2 separate regions of the Homo sapiens genome follow, and region 2 is linked to region 1. The links are chromatin contacts, found by Hi-C or POLR2A ChIA-PET in ENCODE. All regions are on one chromosome and are shown on one strand. The core of a region is the stretch at or near the end of the contact, and the rest is flanking DNA. Distances in the headings are between cores, read along the strand shown. Region 1 holds the start of LINC03015 (long intergenic non-protein coding RNA 3015). Region 2 overlaps FAM20C (FAM20C golgi associated secretory pathway kinase).

Region 1 (2,966 bases), core at 395-2,894:
AGGGCAGCGTTTCTCTGATGTTCTCAGAAGATCCCATCTTTGGGTTCTAGATTGTGAAGGGGTTGATTGTCCTCAGTGAACCATAAAAAGCTCTTTACCTGGTGAAAATACACTGATACATAGTAATCTACTGTTATAACATTAGCCCTCCTGCATGGGAAAGCTTTAGTACAACCAGAACACATACATTGAAAATGACAACTGAATGAAACCCCTTTATAAATGTTTAAATGCCTCATCAGGTAGCCAAATGTACATGAAGCTTTGATTGACTTCCCAGGAGTATGGGTTTGACAAACTAAACATTGTTTATAAACTATTTTAACAATCTGTAAGTCACCACACCAACATATTTAATTTGGATCATTTTATCTTTTCCAGGATGAGTCATGGAATGCATAACTTTTAATAACAAAAGCTTTAAGGACTCACGAAGGACAAGGCAGCCATCTTGGTTCTCCATGAGTCCATGCTTAACATCGGACTTATGTCCTCTTGGGTGCCAGTTGTTTCTCCAAATTGGGCACATAGCATGGATAACTGATGGGTTATCACAGGTAATTTGACTTAGACCATGGAGTTCATTCAAATTGTATATCTAAACAATTTCAGTATAGGCTGATTAAGTATGCAAACCTGGTGAAGCATTTCCTCGGTATTCAATTAATTTTTATTCTATTTGGGTTAGCAGTTTTATAAGCCAGTCAGTCTTTTCATTAAAGTTTCAGCAATTCTTACCCAGTCCAAATGATGTGATTTTGAAGTTACTAGAAACCTGTATTCCACAGTGCTTTTCAGGGTCCTCCCCATCCGTTCACGAACCTCCTAAAAGACACCATGTTCTAGGATTTTTGTGTGCTTGTGAAGTTTTCAGAAACTACATCAGCATGAAGCAATTAACTGCGGAAATGACTTTAAATACTCAAAAAGACACAATTGACAAAGAAATTTGGTTATAACAACAACATAACCATAATTATGATCGGTAGCATATACTCAGAAAAATTAGAATTTTAGAAATCCCATACAACTTTGGAACATATATTAATATCATTCACTAAAATATAACCTGAAGAAGGTTAAATTTTTTTTTTGACACTATTCTGTATCGAAAAGTCCAAAATGTTTCTTAAAAAGTAACTAAAAAAACACTGGAGTAATTAAAGGACACTTCCTGTGCAGGGGATGGAAAAATCTCAACAAAAAAGGAGCGCAGAAGAGCCTGGCTAGGCGGGAGAACACGGTCAGGCCCGCAGGAGACGCCGCGGCACCTGCCAGAAAGAGAGCCGCAGGCCAAGACCAGGAGACGCGAGAGAGGTGGGCAGGGCTGCCCGAGAGACCCAGGCGGCCATTGCCCGCCCTGCGTCTGCGCCTGCGCCGGAGCCTCCTCCACACTGCGCCAGCGCCGAGTCCGGCCGCCTCCTCATTGCGCCGGCGCCGGGGCTTCCTCCACACCGCGCCTGCGCCGATGACAACCCGCCTCTACAGGACGCCTGCGCAACGCCATAGTCACCTCATCAGCTCCGTGCACTTACGAGTCTCTCTCTGATCGACCACGTGTTCCTGTCGGCTCACAGAGGCCGCCTCAGGGTCCTCCCCCATTGTCTTCCTCGCACCCTCCACTGTTCCCGGCCCTTCACTCTGCGCTTGCGCAGGAGTCGCTCGCTCCTCTCTGCGCCTGCGCAGAGGCCACCTCCTCCCCGCCCGTCCGCTCCCTTGGCGTCGTCTTGGGCCGCGCCCCGACCCCTTCTGTTTACGCATGCGCAGGAGCCGCCCTGCGCGGGTGGGGGGCTGAGCCCCTGTGGCTTCAGGTTTAAAGGCGCGAGCGCCACCCACGCAGGCACAAGGGCTCCTAGTCGTTTTATTTTTAGCGTAAGGTTTTCCTCTTTAACAAGGAAGTAAAAAAAAAAGTTGTGCAATAAATATTAATCGTCCTTATATGTACTCGGGAACGTTCGTCCTTTAGGTTTTCTCCTGGCGCATGGGCGCCGCCAATCATTTCGGGGCTTATTTTGGTTCTAAAGCCCGGGGCAGCCAGGCCTCCCTGCCTGGCCTCGGCGGGGACGCGGGACCTGGGGCCCCGGACCGGGCCTAACCGCCCTGGCCGGTCCCCACTGATGGTGGCGGTCGGTCCTGATCGTCCTGATGGCAGCGACCAGGCTGGACTCGGGCTGTGCAGGGGCGAGGGGAGCAGGGCGGGGTGACGCCCGGAGAGCGGCCTGGAGAGCGCGTGCTTCAGAAGGCGTGGGCACCCTGTCCCCTTTGCAGATGGGGATGCAGGCCCTGGTGGCGGTGGAGGGGAGATGGGGGCAGGGACGTTGCCGGGCAGAGGAAGCTGGGTGAGTGTGCACTTGGTCCCCTTTGCTCCTCCCTGGGACTTTGGGCTCTATAGGGCAGCCTCCGAGGCCCACGTGCACACTCGGTGAACCACAGTCCAGACACAGGCAGGGCGGCAGGCCAGGGAAGGAGAGGCCAGGTGTTGGTGCATGGAGAGGCCAGGTGTTGGCCTGGGGGTGCTAAGTGAACCCCCAAGGTCGCGGAGACAGTAGGGCAACAGCAAAACGAGCTCTGCCGTCCAGGGCGAGGGCCCGGAGTCCTCCCCAGGGGTGGGCTGCAGAGAAGCCCCTGTCCAGGCCCTGCTCACCTGCAAAGTGCTCCCGAGCTCCTGTGCCCCCAGCAGCAATCCCAGCCCCGCTGACACCCAAGCTTGTCACCCGCTGGGTTTCTTGAGGTCTGAGGACCGTGGCTGAGGGTGCATGGGCGCTGGGATGGAGGGGGATGTCCTGTCCCAGTCTGTGCTTATTAATTGTTAAAGAGGGCAAGGCTGCTTTTATTCAAGGTGGGGGGGCTGCTAAAGCGAGATGTTGGGTTAGGGGAGGCAGATCCGGCTCAACTCCAGATAGAAAAAGTGGGAATTGACAGCCCAGGCGTAGGGTCGGGAGTGGAGAGAAAATTACTAAGAGGAA
Region 2 (3,095 bases), core at 512-3,011, 80 kb after region 1:
AGTCCTGTCCATGAATACTGGATGAGCCGACAGTAGCGTGTTTAAAACTACAGTGGGTCTGAGACTTTCAAGCAATTCTTTTTCCCCGTTTGCTTTTGAAATAAAGTCTAAACCATCGCAATTGTTTTCAAGTGGAAATGACTTCAGACTTTTACAGTTGCAAATCACTGAATCATTTTAAAATGGATTTTCATTAAATTGACCGTAAGAGGTTGAAGAGCCTCTTCTGAGATGATTTTCCAGCCAAAGAAATGATTCTCTCCTTCTTCTGTGTCTCACGTTGAAGAGCTGGCGCAGAGGTTTCCTGCAGACCCGGGAGGGGTACCTGGGGCCGGTTAGGAGGGTCCTAGGGTTCACCTGAATGGTTCTGAAGCCCTTTAGCCGCACCACAGCGACCCGTCAGAGCTGATGGGGGACGGCGGGCTCAGTCAGGCGCACAGGCCTGTGCCTGCGTAACGAAACACCAGGGGGGAAAGCCATCCGCCTGGCATGGTTGTGATGAGGCCCGTGGCCAATCAGAGAAATTCTGAGAAAATAAAAGATAGGTCAGTAGGCGACCCCTGCCCTGGGCAGGGTCTTGGCTCAGTGCTGCCTGTCCCCATGGGTTCCGAAGAAGGCAGGTTCATTGGAAAAGCTTGGAAATCTCTAGTCCTTAGATCACAGGGGCTCTTGTCAGTGTGGCTGTCTCAGACTGTGAGGACTCAGGCCCCTCTGCTGGGTTGAGGAGACCCCCAAGACTGGCCACCCAGGGGGCTGGTGTCACGGCTCAGTGTGGGGTCAACAAGCCAGGTCCGTGTCCCTGTCCCTCCCCTGTGAGAGGCTGACACTGCCATGGGGGCTGTGGAGGGTGGAAGGGGAGACGCCCGCTGCCTACACCCCCAGCTCTCCTCTGAGGGCAGCGTTTCCACAGAGCCGGTGTGAGCCAGGGGAATGACCTGTCCCAACAAGAAGCTCAGGTTTGGACAACTGGTGCCTGGAGCTGAGGTCCTTAGCATCTCAGCACAGCTGCCAGCCTCCACGGCACCTGTGGGTCCATCCCACATCCTCCACCAAGAGTGACCTGACTGAACAGACGCCACGACTCTCACGGCTCCTGCTGACGGCATGAGTGGGGTCCCGGGCAGCCTCCTCAACGTGTTTGTAGTCCTGACCTGTAACAACTGCATGCTGGCTGGAGGGTCCCACGCTGGGGATTCCTCCTCCTCAAACTCAGCACTGGGAGCCCCTTCCAAGACCGCCCACCAGGCATCTTGTTCATGGATGGGGATCACAGCCAGGGTGAGTAGCGACACCAGGACCCGTAGTCGGGCCACACCCTGCCCCACCCACGCACCCCACCCCCCCACCACCAAGATGCCTCCCTGTCAGCCCCACGGGGGCCACTCTAGGACCAGAAGCAGGGAAATGTCCCACCCAGGAGGGGCCCTTCACGTCCAGATGAGGTCTCGTCATAACCTTCAGCACCTCCGGGTTTGTGTGAAATAGGCGGATTGTCTGGGCTCCGATGTGTGGGAAGTGAGTTTCCTTCCACGTGCAATGAGGCAGCCCCCTTTTCTGTGAGGAATGCATTTTCTGGGAACTTTGCTGCAATGTGTTCTGGCTGGTGTATAAATAATTCCGCACATCGCCGCCCTCCGGTCCTTCCTGGGCCCTGTGCCATTCTCATTCCCAGTTCTCCTGACTCACACATGGCCGCTGAAAAAGACCTCCTGTGTTGAGCGGGAAGGCCTTGGCTGCAGCTGGTCCAGGTCCTGGCCGAGCCCAATGGGGCCCCTCCTGCCTGCAGCCCTGTGGCTGGAGAGCTCGCCGTCCTCACGCAAACAGTCCAGACCACAGCGGTGGCACATCGTGAGAATGACAGATGGGGGATGAGCAAGGTGCCAGGGGTTTTAAATAAGACGGCCGCGTTTTGCCAAACACCTACCCCACGGGGCTGGAACAAGTGACGCAGAAATGGGCAGGAAGCGTGGACCGCGAACTCGGGGACCAAAAGGTCGTGCCGGAGTCACTGCCAGGGAGAGCCCCGCACCTTCCAGAGCTCTGCCGGCTGAAAGCCTGGTATTAAACAGCTTAATATATCTCGCTAATGACAGGTGGTGGTTTTCTGCTGTGTGAGTGATGAGAAGATTACCCAAGATAGAAAGGCTAATTTTTGCCTCCGTGCCTTCATTTAGTGAGTCAGGGATCTAGTGTGTTTGGAGGAATAAGAAAGTGTCTGTCTTATCTAGTTTTGGGCCTCCCTGAGTTTGGCCCTGGAGAAGGGAATCCAAGAGAAATGGGATAGAAAGATGGGGTAGGGGGATGGGGAAGGACCAGCTTCCGCTTCCGCGACCCTCTGGAAGGTGCCCCGAGTATCTCGGGCCCCGGCCGTGGAACCTGTAAATGTCACCTTCTTTGGAAAAGCGGTCTTTGGAGGTGTGGTTAAATTAAAGACTTCGAGATGAGGACTTTCCCTGGGCCCAAAATGCAATCCCCTGTCCTCATAAGAGGGAGGTGGAGGGAGATTAAACGCAGAGGAGGAGGCCAAGGGAAGGGGATGCAGGGCTGCAGTAACAAGCCCAGGAGCTCCTGGAGCCCCCAGAGCTGGGAGAGGCAAGAAGGATCCTCCCTAGAGTCTCCACGGGGAGCTCAGCCCTGCCCACAGCTCAGCCTTGCATTTCTTGTCCCCAGGACGGGGTGGGGGGGGGGGGGAACAGATCCCCGTGGCTTAAAGTGCCCCTGTCTGTGGTTATTTATTACAGCAGAGCCTCGTGGCTGGACCTCTGTGTCCCGGCGTTCGGAACACCAGGAGCCCTTCACGAGGCTCCTGTGGGGCCGTGGGTGGATGGAGGGTGGCCGGGCCGTCTGGTCCACATGCCTCACCCTGGCCGGCCACCTCAGACAGGTCCTTGGTGTCTCCCCGATTCAGTGTTCCCATCTGTAAAATCGGTGGAAAAACGCCTGCCCCATAGAGCCTGGTATTAGATGAGTCGCGATACAGAAAGCTCTGAGGATAGAGCCTGGCACATGGAAAGTCCTGTGTGTTTACTGCCCTCAGTAATATACTGAATAATACCTATTGGTAAATGAAGGGAAAATTCCTGTGTGTTTACTGC

The links. A loop is a pair of places that touch in the nucleus more often than their neighbours do. ChIA-PET counts read pairs that join two places held with the same protein, here RNA polymerase II (POLR2A). Pooled maps may share reads with other maps.
Region 2: a loop to region 1 is called in a map of ascending aorta, with 10 times the contacts of the local background. The contact joins the enhancer-like site here to the promoter of LINC03015 in region 1. A Hi-C loop is called at or near these places in 5 of 168 maps with a recorded cell type or tissue (aorta, ascending aorta, cardiac septum and 2 more) and 16 of 50 pooled maps. POLR2A ChIA-PET finds 5 or more read pairs at or near these places in 2 of 52 experiments (H1 and PC-9).

Annotation. Positions count from the first base shown.
Region 1 is chr7:147,794-150,759 of GRCh38, forward strand. LINC03015 (long intergenic non-protein coding RNA 3015) reads right to left here and starts at 1,645. Exons shown (of 3, transcript NR_134325.1): 1 at 1,536-1,645; 2 at 739-825. It overlaps LINC03014 (long intergenic non-protein coding RNA 3014), which reads left to right and starts at 1,925. Exons shown (of 2, transcript NR_108065.1): 1 at 1,925-2,339. RefSeq lists an enhancer at 1,376-1,670.
Region 2 is chr7:227,695-230,789 of GRCh38, forward strand. All of the region lies in intron 3 of FAM20C (FAM20C golgi associated secretory pathway kinase), which reads left to right. Among named protein-coding and RNA genes, the nearest start is that of FAM20C, 37 kb to the left of the region's middle. Within about 2 kb of position 1,762, at least 15 of the 41 ENCODE cell types and tissues checked have a DNase peak (open chromatin) inside an H3K27ac peak, as active enhancers do; they include ascending aorta and gastrocnemius medialis, where a contact is called at or near this core.